Linked DNA regions of Mus musculus: region 1 is linked to region 2. The links are chromatin loops, found by intact Hi-C in ENCODE. Cell type or tissue: left cerebral cortex. All regions are shown on one strand. Each heading gives the region's core, and the rest is flanking DNA. Links, peaks and the distances in the headings are about the cores only.

Evidence for each region. Peaks named below come from ENCODE experiments on the same cell type or tissue, not always from the same donor. Only the 100,000 strongest peaks of a DNase experiment are listed, where the experiment ranks them.
Region 1: a loop joins it to region 2, with 2.5 times the contacts of the local background. A loop is called at or near these places in 4 of 42 quality-filtered maps.

Annotation. Positions count from the first base shown.
Region 1 is chr19:44,305,173-44,313,503 of GRCm38, reverse strand. Scd2 (stearoyl-Coenzyme A desaturase 2) reads right to left here. Exons shown (of 6, transcript NM_009128.2): 6 at 6,640-8,331. Among named protein-coding and RNA genes, the nearest start is that of Mir5114, 6.2 kb to the right of the region's middle. In left cerebral cortex, for the core only: a CTCF peak has its summit at 3,719 (motif pointing right); DNase peaks (open chromatin) are centred at 3,835, 4,435, 6,519, 7,071 and 2 more places; H3K27ac peaks cover 3,296 bases.
Region 2 is chr19:44,403,675-44,412,005 of GRCm38, reverse strand. Scd1 (stearoyl-Coenzyme A desaturase 1) reads left to right here and starts at 4,297. Exons shown (of 6, transcript NM_009127.4): 1 at 4,297-4,620; 2 at 5,246-5,519. The coding sequence starts at 4,597. In left cerebral cortex, for the core only: a CTCF peak has its summit at 4,525; DNase peaks (open chromatin) are centred at 3,661, 4,075 and 4,489; H3K4me3 peaks cover 2,298 bases; H3K27ac peaks cover 1,269 bases.

The DNA of each region.
Region 1 (8,331 bases), core at 330-8,329, 99 kb after region 2:
TCGGATCCCATTACAGATGACTGTGAGCCACCATGTGGTTGCTGGGAATTGAACTTAGAACCTTGGGCAAAGCGGTCAATGCTCTGAACTGCTGTTCCATCTCTTCAGCTCTCTCAGGGCAAGCTTTTAAGCACACACACACACACACACACACACACACACACACACAATACAAAACATGTCTTTGTTTGACACATTTAGCAAGAACAGTTAGCCAGAAGGGGAACTACAGAAGCCAAAAAGCAAGGCTAGTACATTTACAGACTTCCCAGAGCTATGGCCTTTGATGAATTAGATCTTTGTTTTCATTTTGGCGGGTGGTGCTGCCTATGTGCTGGGTTCCATGACCTGAATAGTACTTCTATCACTTCACCATGTTAGTTGTGTTAAGATTTGGGAGCCAACTAAGGACCAGGTTGGGGGGGGGGGGCGGTGGGGGACCTGTTACAAAGAGACACACAGAATGTCATGCAGGGAGGCTACCAGACACACACAGTATGGCTATTTCTCCGACATAAACAACAACCGATTCATAGGCAGCATATTGGTTGTTGATACAGTGGGAGGGTCATGAGGAGTCATTCGAATGGGAATAGTGTTTCCTTTTGGGGTGAGGATAATGACATTTTTTTAAAACTAAAGATGAGGCCCAGTATAGTGATAAACATCTCTTATAGCAGCACTAGAGATGCAGAGAGAGAGAGTCCGGTCTAACGGACTGAATTCCAGGACAGCCAAGGATACTGAGAGAAACCTTGTCTGAAAACCAGGTGATTAATTAATAACTAATAATAGTAATAAATGGCGGTGGCTAAACAGTATAAGTATATAAATTCATGCGCCATGGTCATGGATTTGGGACCTTTAAAATGATGCTTTTATGATGTCATTTATTCACTTAGTTAGGTTTTTTGTTTTTGTTTTTCCAGTGTTGGGGACGCAATCCAGGGCATCTTACAAGCATGGCAAGAGTAAACAGAGCCTTATTTTTACAGTGTAAGTTGCTTCTACGCCAAAGAAATGCTGCTTCAGTTAACAGGCATAACTAACCCAAAGAGTCTCAGAGGAGAATTCTTACCCTCACCCTCCACTTCTAAAGAAAAAGAAAAAAGAAAAAAAGAAATCGTAAGAATACAGCCAGGCGTGGTTCTGGGCCTGCCATGCCTTTGACAACCAGTTTTCTCTCGTTTGCTGTTCTTGTTCACAAAGTCTTTCAAGGCCTGACCCTGACTACTCATTGTTCTCAGTGGAAAATGGCCAAGATGCCAATGGACTCTTGGATGTCCCCAGCACCAAAATCACCATGAGTCAGCACAGCACACACTGCCCTTTTGTGAGCTCTCTGCTGTTCCCCGGGCAGATAGCGTGGGAGGAGTGCTCACCAGAGGAGGAGGGCTCTTTCTGCCTCCAGCAACTTCAGGGCAGAATCTCTGTCCCTTAGGGAGTTTATCTTTGGGATTTATGGCGTGTGCTCAGAATTCATTGTCCAAAACTCAGTGCTTTCTTTGTTGCATAGAACATTAAGCACAGGTCACCGAAGAGAACGCCCACTTCCCGTGACATTTGCCACTGAGCGCCACTATTGAAGTGCAGGGAGACATTTGCAATTAATGGAAGCTGCCCTTAGTTATAATAGTGCTCAGTCCTTTACAGGCAGCCAGACTGTAGTTGCGAGGAGAGAAAATGCCAGCACTATTTATGTGGTCTGAGAGGTGGGTGTAAAACTGGGGTGTGGTAGGTCACAGCAAGAATGGGAGCTGGATAGATTGTTTGGTTCCAGAACACAGTAAGCTCATGCAGGGAGAGGGTGCCTGGATTCTGTGGAGCCTGACTGCAGTATCGCCACACCACTCCTGCTGCCTCTAAATGAACTCAGCTACCACTCTGAGGCGCTCCCATCTCTTGCTTCTGATGTGAGATGAGACATCCTCCAGCCTTTAGCTTAGTGCCTGACCAGAGAAATGATCCTGGCATTATCACTGATGTGTTTATAAAAAGATAAGGAGGTATAGGATGTGTTCTATGGGGGTGTGGTGAGGTGTGGGGGAAGGGGGTGCCCCAGCGGGCCCATGCTGAGGCATCCCTTCCCCTGAGGGACCAGCCACATGATGGTATAGTATAGAAGAGAGTTTATTTAGGGCATGGGGAGGGGAGTTAGAAGGGTAATAGAGTCAGAGAAAGGCAGAGAGAGGGAGAGAGTAGAGAAGTAGAGGCTGGCCACGGCCATGAGCTCATGGAGAGAGGTGGGAAGGGAATGGAGAAGGGAAGATCCCAAGAGGGCAAGAGAGAAATAAGAGGGAAACAAGAGTAAGAGAGGGAGGAGGGGGCAAGCAGCCCCTCTTAGAGTGGGCTAGGCCTGTCTGACTGTTGCTAGGTAACTGTGGGGTGGAGTTTAGACAGAATGCTAACAATCATCGCATCTTCCAGCCTGCGAGCTTGATGTCTGTCTTTCAAAAGGTGCTGCATTTGTGTTTGAGTTTGGCACAAGCCCTTTCATTTACAGAAAAGACCGTATCTGGCTTTCCCCAACCACTGTAATTTGATGGGGCAAGATTATCATCTCACAGGCTACATTATAGCAGCTGCTTTTGGTCACATGCTTAGTCTTTTTTTTTTTTAAAGTCCGGAAGCCACTTCACTGTTGAATTAGAATGTAGAAGAGAGAATGTCCTTCCATTGAAGACGTGATTTTTCACCAGTGCTTTCTGGTACATTTGCAATCCAACCTCAGGCTCTGTTAGGACTAAAAACAATCCAACACAAAGTGCCCTTCTCATTTAACGTCTGTTATTAGACAAATAATCTATAAACCGAAATTGCACCTTAAAAATTTATAGTTACTAAGCCAGGGCATTGTAGCGAAAACCTTTAGTCCCAACACTCAGGAGGAAGAGGCAGGTGGATCTCTGAGTTTGAGGTCAGACTCTACAAAGAGTTCCAAGCCAGGCAGGGCTTCACAGAGAAACCCTATCTAGAAAAACCAAAACTTAAAAAAAAATTATTAGCTATTATCATGGTTTGAATATGCTTGGTCCAATGAGTGGTACTAATTTGGAGGTGTAGCCTTGCTGGAGTACGTGTGTCACCTCATCCTAGCTGCCTGGAAGTCAGTATTCTGCTAACAGCCTTCAGATGAAGATGTAGTACTCTCAGCTACCATGCCTGCCTGGATGCTGCCATGCTCCTGCCTTGATGATAATGGACTGAACCTCTGAACCTGTAAGCCAGCCCCAATTAAGTGCTGTCCTTTAGAAGAGTTGCCTTGGTCATGGTGTCTGTTCCCAGCAATGGAAACCCTACAGCTATCTTAGCATATTTGCTCAGTTGTGCAACCATCACAATGTATCTTTTGGAAATGTTATTCACCGTAAGAGGGCTCATTACTTTCCATTCTTCTCTGGCCCCTGGTAACTCCCAATCTGCCTTCTGACTCTAGATGTGCCTGTTTCAGACACTTCATATAAATAGACTCCTGAAGTACCTCTTTGGTCTGAGTCAGAAAAATGGTCTGTCTTGTACTTCATTCCTATAGCTGAGAAATACTGCACTGTCTTAAAAATACATTGTGTTTACACCTCTGCTGATAGATGTTTGGATTGTTTCTGCTTTTGTACTGTGATGTAATGCAGGTATGGACATCCATGTGCAAGTTTTTTTTTTTTTTTAAAGATTTATTTATTATTATATCTTAAGTACACTGTAGCTGTCTTCAGATGCACCAGAAGAGGGCGTCAGATCTCATTACAGATGGCTGTGAGCCACCACGTGGTTGCTGGGATTTGAAGTCAGGATCTTCGGAAGAGCAGTCGGTGCTCTTAACCACTGAGCCATCTCACCAGCCCCATGTGCAAGTTTTTGTGTGGACACATCTTTCCACATCCTTTGGGTGGATGCCTAGAAGTGTGTCTGCGATCCGTGCCTGCTTGTTGCTAACTATTTGGGAGATGGCTGGTCTTCTTTCCAAAGGAGACGCACAATCTCAGATTTTCATCCGCAGCGAGTGAGTGTCTCTGTCTGTTCACATCCTCAGCAACACTTCCTTTTTACTTTTATGTTTTTATTACAGTTATTTTAGTGGAAATGAGGTATTTCAGTACGCTGCTTAGTACGGGGTTGAGGGCTGCTAATACCAAGTACCTTTCCATGTCTTTTTTGCCCATCTGTGGGTCTTCTGGTCATGAATGTCTACTCAAATGCCTTATTTCTAATAGCAGGTATTTATTGTTATTATATATGTATTATTATATATATACCATAATACATATTATATATGTAGCATGGTATCCCTGTCGTCTTTTTGTTGTTGACCTGTAAGGGTTCCTTTGCTGTGGGTCTTGCTCAGCAGTACAGCTCTTGCTTCCAGGCAGGATTTGACTCAGTCTTGCTAACAGCAGAATGAAAGCATGCATTTCACAGACTCTCAGCACTAAGCCCTCACACATCCCCATCTGCCTTCTCAGTTACCTGATGGTATCTTTTGAAGACCTAAAGCCTCTACTTTGACGAAACCGAATTCGTAACACTTAAAAAGGGTCGTTGTTTCTACTGTCATAAGAAATTATCATCTGTGCACACCAGTGTTTTCTCCTCAGGGAATTTTAGCTTTACATAATATATTTGAGTTCCTAGCTGTGTGTGATATGACGTGGTGGGCCAACAATAGTAACAGTTACCTGCGGATATTCACTTGTTTAACTCTGCTAGAAGATTCTCTTTACCAGTTGAGCCATCTGAATGCTTGCCAAGTATCTGTTAATTGTAAATGTCTACTTTCAACCCCACTTGGTCTGGATTTATCCACTTTTATTAATGGCCCTTTGAAGAAAGTTTGAAAGAATAAATTTCATCCATCTTTGTATGTGCACGTGTGCATGTTTTCTATTTGTCTATTCTGGGTCTCTTGAATTCCCCTGTGAATGTTATAATCTATATATTCATCTACCTCACTGGAACATTACTTGATAAGGATTGTCTTGAATTGGCAAGTCTGTTTTGGGAGCACTACCATCAATACTAAGCCTTCCCACCTATAACGTTACTTAGCCTTATTTTTTTTCCCCTTGTGTTTTCCTTCAATAGTACTTGATACTTTTGAGAGAGGGTTTCACTACTTGCCTTGGCTGGCCTGGTGCTCATGACAGTGGGTCAAGCTGGCCTTAGAGATCCACCTACCTGTCGGGATCCCCATACCCCAAGTGCTGGGATCAGAGGTATGACCACCCGACCCACTTCTCCAGGCAGCACCCTGGGGTACTTAAGCATAACACTTACTGCTTTTGATTTTGTGGCGATCCCGTTCTGTGTCATTGTTAAATTATCCATTGCTAGTTTATGGAGGTAAATTTGCCTTTTTTCTGGCAATATATCAACAGCTTCCAATAGTTACATGTGTGACTTGGTTTTATTTCTTCCCCTTTTCCTGCCCTGGTAGACATTTTGGAGGACATTTCCCGGTTTCTCTGTGGAAGTAGAAAACTGGTAGCCACTGGGCATCAGGCAATCTACTCTTGTCTCCATCAGTATCTTTGAAGTGTTTCTTTTCCTTTTGTGACATGGTTTGATTTCACTAGGACCTTAACCTAAGATTAGCCTCTCCTACAAAACCACCACCACCCAAAGGAATTTATTGCTATCTTCAGGGGATCTTTACCCTTGAACAAGAAGCAACAATTGTTGGCCTGGCTCTTAAGGACTGGCAAAGAGTCAGCATGCAGTCCCTGATTCGGGATTCAGAATTACTGAGCCCTGTAGAGTTGCTAAGGAACACACCTTCACTGACTCCACCGGTCCCCTTTATTTCTTTAAATTTTGAGGCAATCTCACTAGGTTGCCTGGCAGGCCTTGAACTTCCAGGCCTTCCCTCCCTCTCTTCCTCCCTCCCTCAAGTAGCTAGAATCACAGGCTGGCACCATGACCTTACAAGAGTCCTTTAGAATGGATGTCTTAGGTAAAAACAGACTCAGGGATTGAGGTGAACTAGGAGCCCAGTCTTGCACGACCCGACCCGTGTTCCCTTTTGGTAGCCTCTAAGTAACCGCAGAGGAAGCAGAAAAGGCTACAGAGAAGGACATAAGGAGGGAAACCAAGCCCTGCCTTTCCCATCTTGTGATGGTGAACCCCTCCCTGGGTGGCTTTCCTTCAGGCATCAGCACTTTGAGAGGCTAGCTGTTCCCTAAAGACAGGATATTCCTAAGAATGAGCTGGACTGCCCAACCAGAGCTTCAAGGAAAGATCTGCACTAAGACGCTTCGTTGACTGGGTGTGTTTGGCCATGAGCTACTCAAAGACCTGGCATTTGTCAAGCCAAGGTGCCAGCTGATGTTTCTGATTTAATATCCACTTACTACTGGTTTCCTGTTCCCAGAAATGAATCTCAAATAACACCGAAGGCAGGGCAGGTTACTGGGGTATGACTCAAACCTCATGACTTCTAAATTCTCTTTTTCCTTTTTTAAATTTAAGACAGGGTTTCTCTGTGTAGCCCTAGTTGTCCTGAGTCTCACTCTGTAGACCAGGCTGGCCTCAAACTCAGACATCTGCCTGCCCCTGACTCCCTATTGCTGGGATTAAAGTTGCGCGCCACCGTTGCCACCACCCAGCTCCTGGGAGGCTGTATTGCAGCCAAAACACCACGAGACATTTTGCAGTCAGATCATTTCATTTTATTATGAACAAACACAACCTCAGATGAGTAGAAATACTTTCGGAGTTGGTATTAATGAAAATTATTAGATTACAAATAACTACAGTTGCACATAATAAAGGAAAAATCCCACCCAAGGAAGGAAACGGAGTCCTGCATGTTTTCATAGCAGTGAGTATACATTATCTGACGCATCCATTCAACCTCTGAGAATGATGTAGATTAACAACGTCATCTGGGACATAGGCACATGTCAAGTCCACGATGGACAGTTACTACAAAAATGTGCAGGACTTAAATACTCCTCTGCAGAGGATCCCCAAATGTTTTATAAAGAGCATTTTCTCATGCTCACACCTACCCGTGGAGGTAGGTCAGGAATATTATCCCAGTTTCACAGAATACTGAGTCACAGTATTGTTAGGCGAAATGCCCAGTGCTACGGTTTGAATCTGTCCCATAAGTCATGGGTTGGAAACTTAAATCCCCAATGCAACAGTGTTGACAGCTGGGTCCAGTAAGAGCTGATTAGGTCAGGTCGGGAAGGCTCTTCCCTCATTAACATCCTTATCCAAGGAGTGAACTCATTATCGTCAGAGTGGGACTGTTACAAAAAACTGAGAGTTGGTAGGCGGCCCTGGCCTTCACCACCAGTGTAACACGGCCACCACTTTCTTAAATTTCCTACTAACCTATTTCAACTAAAGAAGACACTCAAGAACACTAGCAAACCAGGAAGAAAAGCTTTCACTTAAAATCCTATAACCAGCTTTTAAATCTTAAAACAAATAACAAAACCTACAAATCGCGTACGTTCAAAATTACTTCACCCATCCATCAGCTACGGGCACTTGAGCAAAACAGCCCCAAGAAAAGTTCCCAAAACGAGGTCCCCAGAGGCAATCCTGCAGATCCATGTCCAGCTAACCCTCCAGCCAGGCCAGTTTTGATCTTGCCACACTTACAGGCTCTCTGGTTTTAAGGAATCCACGGAGCGAGCGAGCGAGCGAGCAAGCGAGCGCCACAGGCTCACGAGCAACACTGGTTAGAAAAGAGGTAAGGCACCCAAGTCAAACTTTAGCGTGTCCACGAGGCAAGGACTGTTAGAAAACTCCCTCAATCAGATCTTAGTCTCTTATTAAAAGTGTCACTTGGTTTGAGCTTTAAAAATCTTGATAGCAGTGTTTCTTAGTGAGCTGGTACACCCTTAACGACAGATGTTATTTTACGGGGTCCTTAGCCACAGCATGGTTCAGATCCACGGGGCAGGCTAAGAAGAGAGCTGCTTTTATTTTTCACATTTGTTTAAGTGGGCACCATAACCAGCGGAACTGAAATCACTCAAAAGGCATATCCAAGGAATAGAATAGGGCCACAGCTCAGCAAATACCTTGGATTCGCCCAAGAATTCTCTTTTAGCAAACAGCTGAAGGGTAAGGCTACTTTCAAGTGGGCACAGGAAGGCCCTAAAGCCTCTCTCTATTCAACTAGCCCAGGAAGACTGTCCCCTCGAAGCACAGCACCTGGTATGCTGTACAGCCGACGCGGCCAGGCTTCTGCACTGCTGCACGAGAGCCTTTCTGTGAAATTCATGGCATCTCAGCTCTCCTACCCTACCCAAAGCTTTCAAACAGAGGCACTTAAGAACACAACCTCGAGTGCTGTGCTTCCCACTTAACCACAGCATC
Region 2 (8,331 bases), core at 129-8,128:
ATATTTTGCCTGCATATGTGTCTAGAGAGGGCACTGGATCCCCTGGAACTGGAGTTACCAATATTACCCGGCAGTTAAAGCTGCCATGTGGGTGCTGGGAATCAAACCCAGGTGTCTTGGGAGAGTGTGGCACTCTTAACTACTAAGCCATCTCTCCAGCCCACGAAAAGAAACTTCGATGTCAGCTGCACATGGCAGCCCACACCTTTAAGCCCAGTACTCAGAAACTTGGGAGGCAGAGGCCAGCAGAGCTGTGAGTTTGAGTATAGTCTCGTCTAATAATAAGTTCCAGGCTGGCCAGGGATACATAGTGAGACCCTGTCTCAAAAACCAAACCTTTGGCTGGCAAGAAGGCTCAGTGTGTAATGACATTTTCTGCTAAACCTAGTGGCATGAGTTCGAGTCCCAGGCCCCACATAGTTGAAGGAGAGAACCAACTCCTACAGGTTGTCTTCTGGTTCCACTGGTGAGCCTCTCTCTCTCTCTCTCTCTCTCTCTCTCTCTCTCTCTCTCTCTCTCTCACACACACACACACACACACACACACACACACACACACACACACCACAATTAAAAATAAAAATAAATCTTTAAAGAGGTACAGTGGCACACACCTTTAGTCCCAACACTCAGGAGGCAGAGGCAAGCAGATTTCTGTGAGTTTAAGGCCAGCCTGGTCTACATAGCAAAAACAAGATACATTAGATAGATAGATAGATAGATAGATAGATAGATAGATAGATAGATAGATAGATACATACATACATACATACATACATACATACATACATACAATAAAACAAAACAGAAAATCTGGCTTATTTTCCCCAACATAGAATATTATAAGGTCTTTAATAGTAACAAACTATATTCACTGTTGCCTTTTTAACAGCTAATAAAGTCAAATCTTAGTTATTTATTTGTAGATTATCTATAATTCTATCAAGGGTTCCTATTCAGTACTTTCATTTTTAATCATTCTGAGTTTTCATCAATCTGTACAAACCCTTTAAAGAGGCTAATACTTTTTCCTTTCATAATTGTTGGGAAAATTTGCTCTCTTATAATGAAATTAATACAAAATCCAAGTCAAAATGACAACTCTGCTCTGTTATTACCTAGAGCCTCCGACGGGAGGTGACCTCTGCTCGAAAGGGAAACAGTTTCCTAGTTAGAGAAACAGAATGGAAACTGTCTCACATGATCAGCCGAAGGCCATTCTTCCTCCGTCCATGAGGGCCTTCAGGTTTTTTTACGTTAATGAAAGAGGATGGGATCGGTGACACAAACACATCACACACTCTAGATTAGGTGCCAATCAGTCCTTTTCAATAGTAGTGACAGTTTTTAAAGAGTGTCTGCCAGTGAGGGACAATGGAACACATCTTCACCGTGCCCCTCTAGGTCAGAAGAGTCAGCTGGCCAGGTGCTTTGTGGGATAAAGGCACGCAGAGAGATGGCCACGATCCAGGGGCTTTCCAAGCGTGAACCTGCTTTCCCGGACCTGCCCTCAATATGTACAATCTTGTCGGAATAATGGGCCCAGCGTGCTTGAGAGGGACTGAGTGAGCGGCCTCCGTTTCTATGAGTGCCCTCCAGTTCTACGAGCGGCCTCCGTTTCTATGGATTCTTGCTAAGGTCTGTGTGTTTACTTAAAATGGCTAAGTGGGACCTGACTTTTACTTTTTCCTTGCTCTCTTTTCAATCTCTTAGAATTTAAAGACTCCGTTGGTACCCAGAGGAAAGCTCTAATGCCCGTCCTCATCTCTAACTTACCTTCTGCTTTCCCTTCATCTGCACTAAAACATGTGCTGAATTACAATGCTAAAATTTGATTTATTTAGAGAAAGGACCTCACTATGTAGGTAGCTCTGGCTTGCCTGGAACTCAGAGATTTATCTGCTTTTGCCCCCTGAGTGCTGGGATTATAGGCATGTGCTGAGAGTTGTAAGTTATATTGTAAAAAAAAAAAAAAGAGAGAGAGAGACAGCTCAGTAGTTAAATGTCCTTCATTGCTCTGGCAGGGGACCAGAGATCAGTTCTCAGCACACATGTCAAACAGCTCACAACCACCAGTTATTGCAGCTCCAGGGATTCTCATACCTCTGGGCACATGTAACCCACCCATAGAGACATATAATTAAAAATAAAAATAAACATTTAAAATATATACTATAAGCAAATCGTATTTATTTAGGCGTTCTAGCTAGTCACTGTCCTAATAATTCCTGATACCAACTCGTGTGTTTTTCCACAGTTTTCTTTCCTATTATGCAGTCTTAGTGTGTGCTCGGTTGGAAGCTCCTGAAGTCTACAGTGGGTGCCATGTTACAGTCATATAAGATTACAGACAAACCCGGTCCCTACTATGTCTCCACTCCAGTTAGAGACACTGAAATCAACTCTCTCTTACCCAACGTTTTCTGGGGCCCCAAAGCTTTCTCACTAGCATAGCAGCTTGATTTTGGAGAGAGGTAGTGGACTCCTATACTGCATGCTGTCTTGGGTCTGCCCTTGTCTTTTCTGGCAAACGTGTGTTACAGTTTAGTCCAGGTAATATCCCCAGATCTAGGGGATAAGAGCAGAATGAGGGAATAGGGGAAATTCCCAGGAGAACCTGGCTGCTGCTATTGTCAAACAGGTCTATGTAACCCTGAATGATCTACAATTTGCTTTGTAAATTGGGCTTAGTGGCACAAACCTTTATGCCAGCACTTGAGAGGCAGAGACAGGCACACCTCTGAGTTTGAAGCCCAGCCTGGACTACAAAGCAAATTCCAACATAGTGAGAGCTACATAGAGAAACCGTATCTTAAATTTTTTTTTCAGAAGAAAGAAAGGAACTATGTAGAGTAGGCTGCAAAGCCATTGATATCAGACAGACAGACAGACAGGCAGGCAGGCAGGCAGGCAGAAGAAAAGCGAGAAGAGGAAAAAAAGAAAAGAACTCACTATGTAGACCAGGCTGCATTTGGCTTTTTGAGACAGAGTTTCTTTGTGTAGCCCTGGCTGTCCTGGAACTCACCTTGTAGACCAGGCTGGCCTTGAACTCAGAAATCCGCCTGCCTCTGCCTCCTGAGTGCTGGGATTAAAGGCATGCGCCACCATGCCAGGCCTGCCTTTACCTTTGAGCCACTCATCTGATACTCAATTCCTAGCTCCACCATACACTGGCTAAGCGTGACCACAGGTAACCTCAACTCTTTTAAATTTCACTTCCTTTTTAAAAAGACCGAGGAGCTGGACCCAGCTCAAAGGCAGACACAGATCTATGAAGCTTGAGGCCAGTTTGGTCTACACTGTGAGTTCCAGGACAGTCAGAGCTTCAGAGACCTTGTCTAAAAAGAAACCAATAACAGTAAGTACCAAGGAATACCTACTGCTCAGGGTCAGTGTGGGTTCAACAAAAAGGAAATTCTTGAGACTTCTTAGGGATCGCAAAGTGCCTGTTTGCTATTCGCACCGCACACTCAGGCCCTTTGATTCCTTAGTCCCTTTTCTTGGAATCTCAACGTGAGGATCTAAGGAGCTCTCAAACGTCCCGTCCCGTTTGAGGAGAAGCAGCTAGGATTGGGCTCTGGCTCCCAGCAGAGGCGGTCCCCGGCAGACGGAGCCCAATGAGTGAGTGCAGTTGTAACTCAGCGTGTGCTGTCAAGAACGCAGCAGCAACCGGATGCTGGCTGAAGGGATACACTATTGTTTTCCCGGGTCAGAGCCCTGGGCGCACCCTCATATCCCAGTCTCCCGGGGTTTCTCTTTGCTGGTGCCTGGAAGTGGGGGTAGATGTGAAGTTAGACCGAGTTGTGAGTGGCGGTAGCCAGTGTCTTCCTCACTTCTTTCGATGCGATTTCCCCAGTGAACCATTTGCTAAGCGCCAGACCAAAGTCCTAGGCTTGCACACAATTCCTACTTGGAATCACGTTATCCTGCTCTTAAAGAAAAGTCACCCATCAGCCCACAGCAAAGAGGATAAGGAGAAAAAGAGGGGAGGAGAGAGCGAGAAGCTAGAGGCAGAGGGAACAGCAGATTGCGCCTAGCCAATGGAAAAGGCAGGACAAGGTGGCACCAAATTCTCTTTGGCCAATGACAAGACGGGCTTCACAGGAGGCACATTAGCATTTATCCCCAGGCAGGGGGTTGGAGCAGCGCGCCCTGTTGATGCCTTCAGCATCCCGGCGCCTCCAAGGTCTACTCTGGAATCTACTTGGCTTTCTTTCCCGTTCTTGGTCCCGCCCTCTCTCTCTCCCTCCCTCCCTCCCTCCCTCCCTTCCTCCCTCCCTCCCTCCCTCCCTCCCTCACCTCCACGCCTGGCTTCCTTGGCTAGCTATCTCTGCGCTCTTTACCCTTTGCTGGCAGCCGATAAAAGGGGGCTGAGGAAATACTGAACACGGTCATCCCATCGCCTGCTCTACCCTTTAAAATCCCAGCCCAGGGAGATCTGTGCACAGCCAGACCGGGCTGAACACCCATCCCGAGAGTCAGGAGGGCAGGTTTCCAAGCGCAGTTCCGCCACTCGCCTACACCAACGGGCTCCGGAACCGAAGTCCACGCTCGATCTCAGCACTGGGAAAGTGAGGCGAGCAACTGACTATCATCATGCCGGCCCACATGCTCCAAGAGGTGAGCTTCCAGAAGCGGCCCTCGCTCCTTGCACTGGCCACGCAGCTAGGTGACTGGTCCCGGGAGGAGAAAGTTGAGAGTTCTCCGGACTACTGGGCTTTCTCGAATTCTGACGTGACCGGTTGGTTGAGAGGTGTAGATTGTAATTTGGGCAGATGAGTCCCAACTTTCGTGCCTTTAGCTTTAAAGCAGCGGTTCTCAATTTTCAAGATGCTGCGATCCTTTATTTACTACAGTTTTTCATGTTGTGGTGACCCCCTCCCCCCCAACCATAAAATGATTTCGTTGCTACTTCATAACTTTAATTTTGGTACTGTTTTGAATCGTAATGTAAATATCTGTTTTCCGATGGTCTTGGGCTGCCCCTCTGAAAGGGACATTTGACCCCCAAAGGGGCTGAGCGTGAGACACAGGTTAAGAACCGCTGCTTTAAAGAAAAGCCCGTCCTACCGATACTTGTATAACTTACACGGGGATCCCTTTGTGTGTTACTGAGGCTATAAATGTTTCATTCTTCTTTCCTATTTCTCTCTCTCTCTCTCTCTCACACACACAACACACAGAGAGAGACAGAGAGAGAGAGCCCCACAGATCGGCCTCCCCCGACTGAATTTTTTCTTTGCAGATCTCCAGTTCTTACACGACCACCACCACCATCACTGCACCTCCCTCCGGAAATGAACGAGAGAAGGTGAAGACGGTGCCCCTCCACCTGGAAGAAGACATCCGTCCTGAAATGAAAGAAGATATTCACGACCCCACCTATCAGGATGAGGAGGGACCCCCGCCCAAGCTGGAGTACGTCTGGAGGAACATCATTCTCATGGTCCTGCTGCACTTGGGAGGCCTGTACGGGATCATACTGGTTCCCTCCTGCAAGCTCTACACCTGCCTCTTCGGTGAGCAGCGCCCCTTGTCTTGGGCCAGTGCCTCAGATTTCTCTTTGCTCTCTAATAAGGTACCCTCTGACCCAAGGCAGTGGCTGCTCTGTTCAGATTTCCCCAGCCTTTTTTTCTGGTTCCTTGTGGGACTTAACATGAATACTGAGTCCCTGTGCAGGAGACTGGGAGGGGTCTACCTGAGGCAGAGAAGCAACTCTCTCTGAACAAGCTTTTCTGTATGAGACGCTTGCTTAAGCTGTGCATCCTGGCCCCACCTGACCCAAGAGAACCCAGCCCTACCTGAGAGGCATGGGAAATCCCGTGCTAGTCAGGGACAATTGTGGACTACTCTTCAGCCAGGGCAGGGAACAGACCCCGAGGACACTGTACCAGAGCAGTCCTTGAAAAGAAAGGGACAAAAGGCAGTTATTTCCACACAACTATTCTGACTCCAAACTCTTGACTAGACCAAGCTGGTTTGCCTTGGGGAAAGACGATGCAGGTTTCTACAGCACCCAGTCTCCAGGTGGGTGTTCTGCGCCAGGTCATTCTCCAGGGTGCAGCACCTGCGAATCAGCAGCATGTTAAAAGAATGAAATAAGGTTCTGGTTCCATTCCCACATCTAGCCTGCTCTTGCTGTGTCCCCTGAGACCATGAAGTGCGAAGGACCCAAAGCGTTCGGAAGTCCAGTCCTCTTGCCCTGGTGACCCCTCCTTGGCAGAGAATGGACTTTCAGCAGCCCTGCCTCTAATTCAGCTCCCCGGGGATTCACTGGGTGTGGGCCACCTCTGGGATACATTTGAGCTTTACATGTGGTTTCGTCTAAGAAACCTGAGTTGGGAAGGAGAAGCAGGGGGTCTCTCAGAGAGGTCCCCTCTCCTTAAGACATGGCAGGTTTCTCTGGAACAGTAATAGCTGTGGGTATTTTGTGGCAGCTCTCTCAGAGCATAAGGTTGGGAGAGGGATAGTTAGCCAGGTATTAACTCTTCTGCCCTGGGCCTCATAGGTCTTCTAAGTAGTTAAATTTGGTCCTGGGAGTGTCCTCTTAGAAGTTGTCCAGATGACCTAGATCTGAGAGGATCCGCTGTTTTTCCACGTCACAAGTAGAGCAGCAGTGCTTTGTTGGGGGTTAGCGCGGTTCTGTTCTTAGGCTAGCTACCCCGCTTCCCGGCCTTTATCTTGAGAAAGCTATTTCCAGAGCCCCTTTATTCTCTTTATTAACTCGGCAAAAGAACCCAGTTCTGAAGAGATCTCTGATAACGCTCAAGACTCAAAGAGTCTCCAGCCCACTTCTCCCGTCTACCCCCCACCCCCTTTTTTTTGAGACAGTGCCTCGCTGTACACCAGGCTGACCTTCAACTCACAGAGATCTGACTGCCTCTGCCTCCCAAGTACTGGAATTAAAGGCCACCACGGATCTAGCCCACTGCTTACAATAACTCTTCAGATGTTCCTTTACCAACAGGTGGACGTGATAGTTCAAGGGATGGGGTGTGATGAGGTTTGGGTAGAATATCCCAGTGTGCCTGTGTCCTTGTCCCAATTCCCCTGTTGACATATGTGGTCTAGATTGTGCCTGGGTCATCTACAGCATGAACCCAACATGTATACTTCCTTGGTGTAAAGTTGAGGACTTCTATGTTGCCCCAAACCTTCTCTTTTCTCCCATTGATTGCTAGTGGTTTTCTGAGGAGCTCTGGTACAGTGTGGTCAGATCCGGTACATAAGACAATCAGATTGCCATATGACCGTGGGTAGCAGACATCATCTCTGAGAGAATGTGGCTAGAATTTACTTTGGATGACAGACACTGACTCTGGCTCACAAGGACTCTGGAAGAGGAAAATGGGGGTGCACAGGAAGCTGCTTAGAAGGTTTCTGTCTCCGCTACAGGACATAGACATTATGCAGTGTGTACCTCTTGACTGCAACAAAAGTCGATGGCTTCTGAGGATCTATTGTTGTTGTTGTTGTTGCTTCTTAGTCATGAAAGCAGTGTCTACCAGAGCCTCTGTCCCAGCCTGTGAGTGCTGGCCAGAGAAGAGCTGGGGATGCAAAGGACCTCTTTACCCATTCAAGATATTAGAAGAAGAAATTAGTATCCTAGCCAGGCGGGTGGTGGCGCACGCCTTTAATCCCAGCACTTGGAAGGCAGAGGCAGGTGGATTTCTGAGTTTGAGGCCAGCCTGGTCTACAGAGTGAGTTCCAGGACAGCCAGGGCTACACAGAGAAACCCTGTCTCAAAACAAACAAACAAACAAACAAAAAACCCAAACAAACAAAAAAAGAAATTATGTCCTCTAAGCCTGCATGCCTAGAAGATGATGAGTCAGGAAAATGTTGTGGCACTGGGTTCCTAGTTTGCTAATTGTGTAGCCCTGTTCAGACCTAACCTTTCTGGGATATACTTCCTCTACTGGAAAGTAGAAGGGGTTTGTGGGTGGTTTGGTTTTGTTTGTTTGTTTTTGAGACAGGGTTTCTCTGTGTGTCCCTGAGTGTTCTGGAACTCTGTAGACCAGGCTGGCCTTGAACTCAGATTTTCTCTGCTGTTCAAAGTTCCAGGGTTAAATACAGTATTCATGGTACCCTGTTTAAAATATGTAGCAAGTATATGAGAATCTTTTGTAAAAATTATTTATTTATTTTATGTATATGGAGAAACTGTCGTCGTCTTCAGACACACCAGAAAAGGGCATCAGATCCCATTACAGATGGTTGCGAGTCACCCTGTGGTTGCTGGGAATTGAGCTCACGACCTCTGGCAGAGCTGTCAGTGCTCTTAACTGCTGAGCCATCTCCCCAGCCTAAGAATCCTAAGGTCACTTAGAG